3 separate regions of the Homo sapiens genome follow, and all the other regions are linked to region 1. The links are chromatin contacts, found by Hi-C or POLR2A ChIA-PET in ENCODE. All regions are on one chromosome and are shown on one strand. The core of a region is the stretch at or near the end of the contact, and the rest is flanking DNA. Distances in the headings are between cores, read along the strand shown. Region 1 has its middle 38 kb from the start of GUCY1A1. Region 2 holds the start of GUCY1A1 (guanylate cyclase 1 soluble subunit alpha 1). Region 3 has its middle 83 kb from the start of GUCY1A1.

What was found. Hi-C counts contacts between places; a loop is a spot of excess contacts on that map. ChIA-PET counts read pairs that join two places held with the same protein, here RNA polymerase II (POLR2A). Pooled maps may share reads with other maps.
Region 2: a loop to region 1 is called in a map of endothelial cell of umbilical vein, with 2.4 times the contacts of the local background. The contact joins the promoter of GUCY1A1 here to the enhancer-like site in region 1. A Hi-C loop is called at or near these places in 5 of 168 maps with a recorded cell type or tissue (PC-3, Right ventricle myocardium inferior, endothelial cell of umbilical vein and 1 more), 14 of 37 single-sample maps with no recorded cell type and 15 of 50 pooled maps. POLR2A ChIA-PET finds 5 or more read pairs at or near these places in 3 of 52 experiments (CD8-positive, alpha-beta memory T cell, GM12878 and endothelial cell of umbilical vein).
Region 3: a loop to region 1 is called in a map of endothelial cell of umbilical vein, with 5 times the contacts of the local background. The contact joins two enhancer-like sites. A Hi-C loop is called at or near these places in 2 of 168 maps with a recorded cell type or tissue (endothelial cell of umbilical vein and naive thymus-derived CD4-positive, alpha-beta T cell) and 7 of 50 pooled maps. POLR2A ChIA-PET finds 5 or more read pairs at or near these places in 1 of 52 experiments (endothelial cell of umbilical vein).

Annotation. Positions count from the first base shown.
Region 1 is chr4:155,626,938-155,630,763 of GRCh38, reverse strand. No RefSeq gene overlaps it. Among named protein-coding and RNA genes, the nearest start is that of GUCY1A1, 38 kb to the left of the region's middle. Within about 2 kb of position 1,488, at least 2 of the 41 ENCODE cell types and tissues checked have a DNase peak (open chromatin) inside an H3K27ac peak, as active enhancers do; they include endothelial cell of umbilical vein, where a contact is called at or near this core.
Region 2 is chr4:155,665,009-155,669,148 of GRCh38, reverse strand. GUCY1A1 (guanylate cyclase 1 soluble subunit alpha 1) reads right to left here and starts at 2,301. Exons shown (of 10, transcript NM_001130682.3): 1 at 2,184-2,301; 2 at 1,730-1,803.
Region 3 is chr4:155,581,659-155,585,680 of GRCh38, reverse strand. No RefSeq gene overlaps it. Among named protein-coding and RNA genes, the nearest start is that of GUCY1A1, 83 kb to the left of the region's middle. Within about 2 kb of position 2,625, at least 2 of the 41 ENCODE cell types and tissues checked have a DNase peak (open chromatin) inside an H3K27ac peak, as active enhancers do.

The DNA.
Region 1 (3,826 bases), core at 239-2,738:
AAACCAAAAGAAATTTAATTAAATGTTCAGTGAAGGTTTTATTTTTCTCCCTTTAAATCATAGCTAATGACCAGGCCCAGTGGCTCATATCTGTAATCCCAGCACTTTGGGAGGCCCAGGTGGGAAGATCACTTGAGACCAGGAGTTCAAGCCCAGCCTGGGCAACATAGTGAGACCCTGTTTCCACAAAAATTACAAAAATTAGCTGGATGTGATGGCACACACTTGTAGTACCAGCTACTCAGGAGGCTAAAGCAGGGAGGATCTCTTGAACCCAGGAAGTCGAAGCTGCAGTGAGCTATGATTGCAAGACAGCAAAATCCTGTCTCAAGAAAAAAAAACATAGGTAATACTTTCTGTGGTACATGGAGCCTTGCATAATGTTTTCATGTTTGGGACACTTTTCGGTTAGAAAAATAAAGTGGAGAGATGATAGCAGAAAGCATAAGTCCTACTCTTGGCAGAGTTTATAAAAAACCACTTAACATACATACGAACCAAGAGTCAAATTTCTTATAAACTGCTTGGATAGTGAATTCTAGAGTGTTTCTAAATCAGAGTTTACAAGAACTCAAACACATAAACAGTGACAGTGAAGACTGGCTGTAATCCAAATAGCTAAAAATGGTTGAAAAAAATTATAATTACAGCTTGAAAATGTAAGTTATAGAAAATACATTCCTTGAGTCATTGACAGTATAAACATTCTAACTCCAAATGCCTCTCATCTCTAGATAAATCTTCTGGAATTTAAAAAATAAATGTAAGGATTTTCAAAGCTTTTGGTTAATACTGAGAGCACCACAAGAAAGATCACTGAAGGTTTGAGAAACATAATTGGAAAATTTGACTACTTTTGCCACCATACAAATGTATCTGCCTGAAGGGAAAATTTAAACATTAGGACTAGGGTGAGATTAGAGCTTTATGTATAGGATAACTTATGTATAACTAATAGACACCTCCCAAATGAACAATGTGAAAAAGAATAGCAGTCTCATTTTGAAAATACTTTAAAAAAAGTTTTATGTTCCTTAAGCTTCTATTTAAAATGAGTTGACCCTTATCTGATTTGATAGTTAGTTTTCAAAGGAAGAATGAGTCATGTCAGAAATGTTGTCAATTTTGCTTTTATGAGGTTTGGCAAAGGACTTTCTATTTTCTCCATATTTTATGAGATCTCAAAATAGATTTAGGAATTCCCCCCCACCCACTCCCGCTCTAGAGTGAACATTGTGATATTAACTATAATTATTTTAAAAGAACTTTCAGCTTCCAAAGGGCTTTTCACCTATATTATGTAGCTTTGTTAATCCTGTCAACCTGATTCAATATGGAGCGGAGGTGCCAGCATCCTTGTTGTACAAATGACAGCATTAAGACATGGCTGATTAAGGGGTTTTCCAAGGACACATGGTTGCTATGAGGCAAAGTAGGGAGCTAAAACCCAAACTGTCTGACTCACTGATGAATTGTTTTCCAGACCACTTTATGTGGAATGCTATGGGAGGTCTTGAGGAGTATGACTTCTGACTCTTCTTTAAGAACAAATGCCCTTCCTCTACCGACAGAATAATAAAGGTATAGGAATACATGCCGTTTTGTTTTGTTTTGTTTTGTTTTGTTTTGAGACGGACTTTCACTCTGTTGCCAGGCTGGAGTGCAGTGGTGAGATCTCAGCTCACTGCAACCTCCACCTCCTGGGTTCAAGCAATTCTCCTGTGTCAGCCTCTGTAGTAGCTGGGATTACGGGCACACGCCACCATGCCCGGCTATTTTTTGTTTGTTTGTTTTTGTATTTTTAGTAGAGACATGGTTTCACCATGTTGGCCAGGATGGTCTTGGTCTCTTGACCTCATGATTCGCTTTCCTCGGCCTCCCAAAGTGCTGGGATTATAGGCGTGAGCCACCGCACCTGGCTGGAATACAAGCTTTTAATAAAGGCCCCAGAAAATCTCTCTGCAGAAAAAGTTTTAGTGTTGTGCTGCATAATCTTTTTATTATTTCTCCTTTTCTCCTTTCATGCCATCTCCCTGAATGACTTCAGTCCCTCCACAGCTTTGCTCATCATCTGTACTTTGATGACTCCCATCATTGTATCTGCAGCTCAGATTTCCCTTCTTCTGTAGCCTCCAACCTAAATGTGTATCCACCTACTGGATACCTCTACTTGAATGCCTTCCAGAGGAGCCAGAGTCAAACTGTTCCAAAAGGAATTTACTGTCTTCCCTCTTCACCTGCTTCCCCTCTGTGTTTTCTGTATGGGGATTCATGTCATCCTTTACTAAACAAACGAAAACTTGAACTGTATCATTTCTTCCTCCCTGTGATCCCTCATAGCCACGCACTCTCCAGCTGCTGATGATTCAGTTTTTCTAACACTTCTTAAATCCTGTGGGCCTTTGCCATTCTTACTGCATTTATCTAGGTCAGGCCTCCATGATTTTTCCCCTAGATTTAGGCCTACACTTTCTGACTGGCCCCTCTTCTTGCAATCTGTCCTGTTTCTCACTCAGTTTCCACATTACAGTCAGCCATCAATGGCTACCCAAAGGATTTAGGATCATGTTTTAACTCTTTAATGTGGCCTATAGTCTCAGCTATGTGAGAGGCTGAGGCAGGAGGAGTGCTCGGTCCCAGGAGATAGAGGCTGTGGTGAACCATGACTGTGCCCCTGCCCTCCAGCCTGGGTCACAGAGCAAGACCCTGTCTTAAGTAAGTAAGTAAGTAAGTAAATAAATAAATAAATAAATAAAGTGGCCTGTAGAGCTTGCCCCATCTGGCTCATGGTTATTGACCCAGCTTCATGCTATATCTCTTTCTGCCTCACTGTCTAAGCTCAAGCTATATAAAAATCAAGTCTTAAGCTATACTGAGTTTCACGTTGGGACTCTTCCTTTATTTATGCCATTCATAAATGGTAACACTAGTCTGCCATAATGTCCAGTTTTTCACAGTGTGGTGTCCCTTTCTGCCCATTGGAATATTATACCTCTTTGTCCTGCAGACATAGCCAGGTGATTTGTTTAGCCTAGGGAAATGTAAACAAAAGTGACATCTATCATTTTTGGAGGATACCTTTAAAAGCCATGTTAAGGATAATGGCTTTAAGAGCCATTCAGTGTGATCTTTCTTCAGTCTGCCACAAGACAGGCAATGTCCCACATGGAGGATAATTCATCAGCCTATGTCCTGGAAAGAAGACATGGAGCAGAGATGTGGTCAGCACATGATGGCTACAAATGTGAGATTGTAAGGGTCATCCAATGTCAGGCAGACCTACAGAAGTTTTTACAAGGAGGTTTGAGGAATAACAATCTTCCTTAATCTGGCTTATTTGCATGATCTCTTCTTTATTTTGTGTGTTTTCATCAAAGATGTTGAGCAATGTAATTCTAGAATTGTGAAAATTTTAGTTTTACATTAGATCTTACGGACATAGAATGAATACATAATAAACCTTTCTAATTCTAAACTACTGAGACTTGGATGTCTTTTTTGTTTTCTCAGCATGGCTTAGCCTGCTTTTACTGTTACTTCTGCCTTGGAAAGTCTTCTTCCCCCTCTTTGACCAGCTAACTCCCATCCATTGTCTCAGCTGAGATTTCATTCTCTTAGTAATCCATCTCTAATTCCTTGGCTGAATGGCACTCTTGTGTTTCTGTGTCACTCTGTACTTCTCCTAATATTGTTGATTACACCGCACTGTAATTTCTTGGTTATTGTTTGTGTCCCTACTAGATGGCCAACTCTGCAAGGGCATGGTTCATTTCTTCCTTGTTTATCATTTTAGTCCTATCTCTTAGTACCTAGTAAACGAATGTTA
Region 2 (4,140 bases), core at 1,052-3,551, 38 kb before region 1:
ATTTTATGTGAAATATTTAACTACGGTAACACCATTTAATTGTTCTAGAATTTTCCTTCTAGCCTATGTCTGCAGGCTGTATGTAGACAGCCTGTTGTTTTGATAAGAAAAAGTATGGCTTACGTGTTTTTACCCCGTGGTTCTTAATTTTCTATTAGGACACAGGTCCATTTTGGATATTTGACTATGTACTATCTCCCTTAAAATGCAGCCACTCTAATGTTTAAATACAATTTTAGGGACTTCACGGCCCCTTGAAGAAGATCACGGACCCAGTTGTTTAATGGCTGAACAAAGCACAGAATGCATAGACAACTTCCACTGAAGCAATAATAAAGCTTATATGTATAACTTTCAGACCAATTAAGTGTTGCTTATTTTGGTTACATCGTCGTTGCTATCATAACGAGTTTACTTTTTACCACTGTACATAATAGGGTACCTGAAATGATCACTCTTAAAGAAAAAATATGTATAGCAATTTTAGGAAAAGCAACAGACCACTTCTACACTCTGAACCAAGATAAAAAAAAATTATATCAAGTGCTTCTATGCTTACCCATATGTAACAGGAAAGTTTGACGTTTGTACAAAGACAGTTCTAGTAAGTGGTAGAGATGTATGAAATCAAATCAATTCATTAAATAGGCATTTAGTGAAATTACCATAGGAGAACTGATCCTAAAACATCACTATTGATATGTTATAAATGAAGTTCAAATGAAAGAAAAAAAAATCTGTCCTATTTAAAACTCAGCACTGTTTCCATAGGTTCCAAATCAAGATGCCTTCAACCAGTCATCGTTAAGTGAGCCATACAATCTTCTGGCTTACTTCAGAAGATGTAAACTGTTTATCGAGTGCAAAATGAAAGAATAACCATGTGAAAATCAGTGAGCAGAGAAAGACGCACGAAATCCATAGCCTGAAATCACATGACCACATTGCAACGCAGCCCCTCACACCATTGTCACTGTCAGGCAGCTCAGGCGACAGGGTGCAGACAGGCGCGGAGACCGCGGTGGCCCCCTGCTCACGCTTTCTCCAAGAGCCGCAGTCCTAACGAAAACAGAAATGGGACTGCTAAGCAGTAAATCATTTGTCTCTCTCGCACACACGCGCACACCTCGTGGAGCCGCTGGGCAGTTAGCCGGCTGCCTTCTCTGGGCAGCCCAGCGATCGCAGCTTTTGCTGTGGAGGAGGACGCGCCTCTTACCCACGCCGCAGCCGGCCGGGTGAAGTTGCCCTGAAGCCCGCCACCGCCTCCAGCCCTGCTGCCTCCGGGGTCCAGGCATCCCCCAGCTGCGCCCGCTCGCTTGCCTGCCGGCGCGCCGGAGGCCGCAGCGCTGCACGCGGCTGATGGGCTCTGGGGCCCAGGCGCCCTGGCCGTGGGAGACCAGCGGCCCCGGCGCGCCCCGCGCGTTCTCACGGCCCGGCCCCGCGAGCTCAGCAGCCGGCGCGGCGCTGCTCGGCGCCCACCCCCGTCTGTGCTCCTCCCTCGGGCGCCGCGGGTCCCCCGGGCCCTGGGCCGGCCCCTCGGGCGTCCTCTCCTTTCCTCTCGCTCCTCCCCAGCGTGGGAACCCGATGCTGGCTTCCCAGGGCTGGGCAACTGGGAGCGTACCGAAGGTTTCTCAGGAGAGGAAGGAGACCCAGCCCAAGCGGGGGTCCCGGAAGAGGGACCGCCTGTCTGAAGAACCCCGACCCGCGTGGGGATGCAGCGACCACTTACTTGGTGGCTTCGCACACCTCGGGGCTGTGCTTCCGGATCTCTAGCAGCTCCAGGGCGCGCCTCGCAAATCCGCACTGCGAATGGAGAAAGAGAGCAGGCGTCAGGGGTGGCAGGCAGTGAGCGGGAGAGGGGACCCTGCAGTGGCACCTGTCGGTCCCCGCGCGAGTGCACCCTGGGCACTCGCGGCAGCGGCACTTACGCTTGGGTCGCTCATGTCTACCTGTTCAACAGGCTAGGCGGGACGCGGCGTGCCTCGGAAACTGTATCGCCCGCGTGGCTCCCAGACAGTCCTCCTTGCCTTTGTCTCTCTGTGTCTGTGTCTCCCTCTTTGATCACCCCAAAGGAACCCTTGCAGTTCCTTTCCATAAGGCATTCGATTTTTTCAGACCTCTGCCCGCCTCCTCCCCTTCTCCGCACCGAAAGACTGAAAAAGAAAGTAGCAGCCAAAACGCACCATGGTGAGATCACGCCCGGCTGGGGTCTCTAAGCTCCTCCAGGCGCTCCCTCCCCCACAGGTGTCCTCCGCCTGGGTCTGTTCCAGGCTGCTCGCTGCTCTAGCGCAGGAAAAGTGTAGGAAAACTCTGCACTGAAACCTGCTTCTGGAAAACTGACTCTGAGCTGAGTCCCACCCACTAGGCTCAGACTAGGGCAGGGGAACTGAGTCCTGGTCTCTGCAGCCGCCCAATCGCCATAACAGAAATCACTGTGTGGAGACAGAGACCTAGGGGCAGGGGACAAAAAAAAAAAAAGAGAGAGAGAGAGAGAAAGAAAAAAATTGGAGGGGACTCCAGGAAAATTTGGCACACTTAAAAAGAAAAACAAAAACATGTCTTCTCCACTATGCACTGGTGTGGAAAAACTGTAGTTTTCCACAGTTAAAAACTCCAACATTTCTGCTGGGGAAGTTGACATCTGCGCTGATGACTCTCTTGTCCTGGTTTTCAGATTTGAAGCCAATCTACTCATTTGCAGATGCAGTTTTATGGTTACAGAGATTTTACATCTTTTCAGTAAGGTCTGGCTTCTGCCTGGTTCAGTGCATTTAGTTATATTTGTTACCGTTGTGTGTGTTGTGATATTATGCTTTTAGTCACCTTTCTGACTTAAAAAAATCCCATCATGCTGTTCCATTGTGAATTAACAATTAATCATGATCTTTATGTGATCCATTTTCAATTCAGTTCAATTCATGGTTATCTTCCTCTTTTATATCTCCCCCAAGTACACCATCTAATCTGGTCCCATTTGTAAGCTCATCACATTTGCAAACTTTCTCCCAGTCTTGCCTACTGTGCTTGCCTCATAGTGAACATTAATCAGAATCAGGAAAAAAATACATTTAAATAAGTCAGGAACAGTTAAGAAAGTCAGCAATATAAGCACAGGTAGTCACAGAAACTTTTGCCTTCCTGCCATCTCAGAAACTTCTCTTCCTCTACATTTAACCCATGATACTCTCTTAGATCAGTAGGACATTTGTACTAAGAATATTTAGAACTTCAGATGTAGAAGGAAACTTAAAAAATACACAGTAATTCATTAGTAAAAAGAAGAGGGAAGTCATACTATTTTTAAGTAAATGCTATGAACATTCAGAAGAAAATGAGATATTGTCTGACAGGGTTCATAAAGGAACAGTACTAGAGATAGGACTTGAAGGATTGGTTATGTTTGGAAAAAGATAAAATAGAGGACTTTTTTGTTGTTTTTGCTTTTCTCTGACAGAGGGAAACTTGTGAGCAAACATACAGAGGTTGGAAAGGCATGACACTGTTATTCAAGAAACAAGGAGTAATACCATCTGGTAGAAATAAAAAGTACATAAAGAAAAGTGTAGGAAGATACGGTGGAAAGATAGGCCGGGTTCAGATGCCTGATCCGCAGTTGTCACGTGTTGCAGGCTTGTATAAAGACTTTGTTGTTGCTGTTGTCCTCGTCTGTTGATACCATTACCAATATTCCTTTCATTCTGGAAAATGACTTGTTTAACCCATTAATTTCTACTTTTACCATTCTCAAGTTTTATGGCACACCAAACTCCTTGATTAGTATTGCATTTGACCCCAGTACATTCTGCCAGGAGCTACCGAGTTTTACTAAGAGTAGACTCTCAACTGGATAGTGTCTTGTCTTCTTCCTCCTCTATCCTTTCTGACTGTCAGACAATGGGTAAGAAGAGGAAGCAACCAATCTAAACATAAGGGTGGCTAGAACCACCAAAAGGTGACTGCAAAAGACATTCTGTAATCTGGATGTTTGATATGCTCTAAAAAAGTAACAAGAGTTCCTTGTTGTTAGGGAAATACTAATCTTCACAGCCTAATTTCCTAGTAATGAAAATGGTTCATAACGGGATTCACTAAAATGCCTGCTGAGTGGATAAATGAATACCTGAATATTTCATCATCTTC
Region 3 (4,022 bases), core at 1,376-3,875, 46 kb after region 1:
AATAACACAAAAATCTGGACCGTTGCAGGGAAACTCACATGTGTGGTCATTCCACTTAAATCTAGGAACTCAGCATCTTTGTAGCCAGCGCTGGCTACTGGATGCTGGTGAAGCTGGAAACACTGAGCTGAGTGTTGAGGCTTGTGAGATGCACCGCTCAGTCATTCCTCCAGGTTTTGCTAATCCACCAGGGTGCTGCAAGGGAGCTGGACATAGATCTACAATACCAAAAGTCCCATGGACCTAGTCTCCATCCAGACATAAGGAACCTCATCATTACTCTCCAAGTTTGAGCCTTCCCATATTCAAAGTACATGTGGATTCTCTTGTCCTTACTTGTAAAATATCCTCAAGAGTTCAGGCTTTAAGAATATAAAAGGTAGGTAGAAACAGAAAATGTTTTTTAGGTACATTTAACTGTTATCTACACAATAAAATTTAGCTCTTTTGTGAGAGTGGCAAATAATTCCTTTCTTCTCCTCATTATTTCAGAATTATTTGAGAGGTAGACAGAGATTACCAAGAGAGAGATCATTAGGCCAGCTGTATTACTGATAAAGCTGATTGGAGAGGTGGTTTTAGATGTGTGGCCAAATGCACTAGTAAATACTTTACATCTTGACAATTAGACCTATTCATCCACTTAGTAACCAGCATACTGGACAACTTCAGGTCTCCTCAGAAGGGACAGAGCCCCCTGAGAGAAGGTCAGAACATGAATGGGTAGAGGATGTGACAGGCTGGTTTCAAAAGACAGAGTCTAGAAGGGGCTCCAATCCTACCCCACGGAGAAATTACTTTTTCTTCTATTGTGAGTGCTGTGGTCTCAATGTATGTGCTCCTCCAAAATTCATATGTTGGAATTTAGACCCTGAAGTGATGGTATGAAGAGGTGGGGCTTTTGGGGAAGTGATTTAACAATGAGGGCTTTGCCCTCATGAATTGATGAGTACTTTCTAAAAGTAGTCAAAGGGAGTGTGCTTGTCCCTTTTTAGCCCCTTCCACCATGAGAGGATACAGTAAGGGAGAGGAGCCCTTGCCAGACACTGAATCTGCTAATTCCCTCTTGGACTTCTCAGTCTCTGTAACTGTGAGAAGATTCATTTCTGTTTTGTTATAAATTATCCAAAGTATTTTGGTTTAGCAGCACAAATGAACTAAGAGAATGAGCTTCAAGGCAAAAGGAGCTTTCCCATAGGAGCTTTCATCTCTAATTTTTCAGCAGCAAAAACAAATACACAAAAAACCAACAAGTTAATATTTCAGTGCATAATTTTGCCTAAACCATGGGCTTTCTGAGTACAAACCTTTAAAAAAGAAGATAACTCTCTTGTCCTAATGTTTAGTTAGTTCATAGTAGGTTTTTATTTTCATTATCATTATCATTATCATTATCATTATCATTATCATTATCATTATTTGAGACAGAGTCTCCCTCTGTTACCTAAGCTGGAGTGCAGTGGTGCGATCTCGGCTCACTGCAACCTCTGCCTCCCGGATTCAAGCGATTCTCCTGCCTCAGCCTCCGAGGTAGCTGGGACTACAGACCCATGCCACCACGCCCGGCTAATTTTTGTATTTTTGGTAGAGACGATGTTTTGCCATGTTGGCCAGGCTGGTCTCGAACTTCTGACCTCATGTGATCCACCCCGCCTTGGCCTCCCAAAGTGCTGGGATTACAAGCGTGAGCCCTCAGCCCAGCCAAGTTTTCAATATATATTAGTTATGCATGCCTGCATGAACAAATGAATCATGACTTTTTCATTTTATTTCCCTAAACAGAAACTTTCAGTTGACTTAATTGAATTTATAAGTTATTTCTTATCCTAGAATCCAGCACGTTTTTATCTTGTCCTAAGAAAACTTACCACATTATCTTCTACACTTGCCAATATAATCTTTCCATTCCTGTCCAATGGATCTAGTGAAAATTAGTTGTGCCATGCTCACTTTCATTTTATGATTGTTTAGATTGTATTACTTTTTTCCCTGTTGTAATCCTCTACATCATTCTTCAATCTCGTGTTGAAACTACATATTTTTTCTCATAAATTGCTTATTAAGGAAGCCAAAGTTTTCTCTTCTCCTCAGACTACTATAACTTATACTGATTCATGCAACTCAATTGTTACTTTTCAAATATTTCCTTGTTTGGCTGCCATATATATTTTTTCTCTTCAATTAATAAAATTCTTGAGAATAAGAAACATACCTACATTTTTCCCCCTTGCTTTCATGCCTAGAAGAGCACTGAGCAGATAATAACTGCTAAGTACATCTCACCGACGGTGTTAAATAAACAAAAGCCTGACATGCTACGTAGTTTCCTGCCTGTGCTCTGCAGTTTAATGGCCAACAGAAGGTCTTTTGTGGCAATTTATGTTTCTGAGTCAAGAGCATTGTAATCAAACATCCTCCAAACGAAGTCAGAAGTTAAACTCCTGCCACTGTCTTCCCCTTTTCCAAGCACAGAAGACTATTTTTCTAAGGAAATTCTGAGAAATTATCTTTCATCATAATTAGTACATAATTCCAACTCAGTTAACCTTTGCATGTTACATGATAACATCTCCTTGGTTTAGCTTCAGGAAGTGATGATGTCATACAGTGTAGGTGGGGAGCATATACTATTACAACACTTTTGGAGGACAACCTAGCAATGATATCACATGCCTGAAAATGTATAAAATCTTGGCTATTAAGTTCTGGTTTCTTATCCTGAGGGATTAGTCAGAAATATGTGCAGGATTTAGATGAGAATTTTGTGACATTATGAAAAGTGGAAAACAAGTTCTATGTCAAGAAATAAAGATTGATAAAATAAACTAATATATGTATCGTGTATGTGTGTTATGTGTCAACATAAATGGTTATGAAAAATAAAATAATTTTATCTGTATAAGAGTAAAAAAAGATGAAAATTTTAAAAATTAAAAATTGATTAAGAAATGCAAAATATGCAAACATAACAGATAAAATGGAGGAAGTTATAAACATTTACACAATGGTGATACTGGTGTTTATCACTAGATAAGTGGAGTGATATGTATTTTTCTCTTATTCAATTACTATTATCCTATATTTATTTTGGTTACCTTGGGTTGCTCTGGAAATGAGTAAAAACAGAATTCATTTTAAATTAAAACAAAGGTATTAAAGTATGTAATTGTCTAGGACATTTGAAAAAGATCTATATATTCAATCAATTTAATAACACTTGTGAATACCCAATTAATTCCGGAGAGGGGTTGTGAGGTGGGGTTCACACACTTTTGAGGTAAATGGGCTCTAGGTCGAATAAAAGGATGAAGTTATCAAGGTTTGAAAAATATTTTTTACCTGGGTACACTGGAAAAATCTATCCTTTCCTAGAAGCTAATGGCCTTTATGCACAGCAATCTGCTACAGCAGCCTGCACAATTTTATTTGCCTCCTCCAGATGATGTGCATACTAATTAGTCATGAGAATTCCCTTTTCACAAGGTCAAAGAGTTAATGTTAGAAGCATGGTTTATAGGCACTTCTTTCTTTCTACAAACAATGATAAACTCTCACATTTTGCTTATTATAAATAAGTTTAAAATAACATTGAAAAATAAATATTTTAACAAAGAAAATTAGGGCATTAAGAGGGAGAGACTGGATAATGTGTTCATGGAAGAGGCCTGTAGATTTTATAACAATAATAGTTATCATTTTCATAGTATCTTTTGTCCTGCCTTCATGACAATATTTTAAACAATAGTTACTTAAGATTTTTGAGTGAATTTAATGAATTTCTTATTGTTGCTTTATTCATTAATGTCTAGGTCATTCATTAATTCATGGCATACTTACAGGCAACTTCAGTACTATTGTGGATTCAGTTCTAGACCACTCCAATAAGGCTAATATTGCAATAAAGCAAATCGCAGTAATTTTGTTTGCCAGTGCACATATAAGTTATATTTATACTATAATCTATTCAGTGCACAATGGCATTAAATCTTAAAAAAATGGACATATCTTAACCAAAAATACTT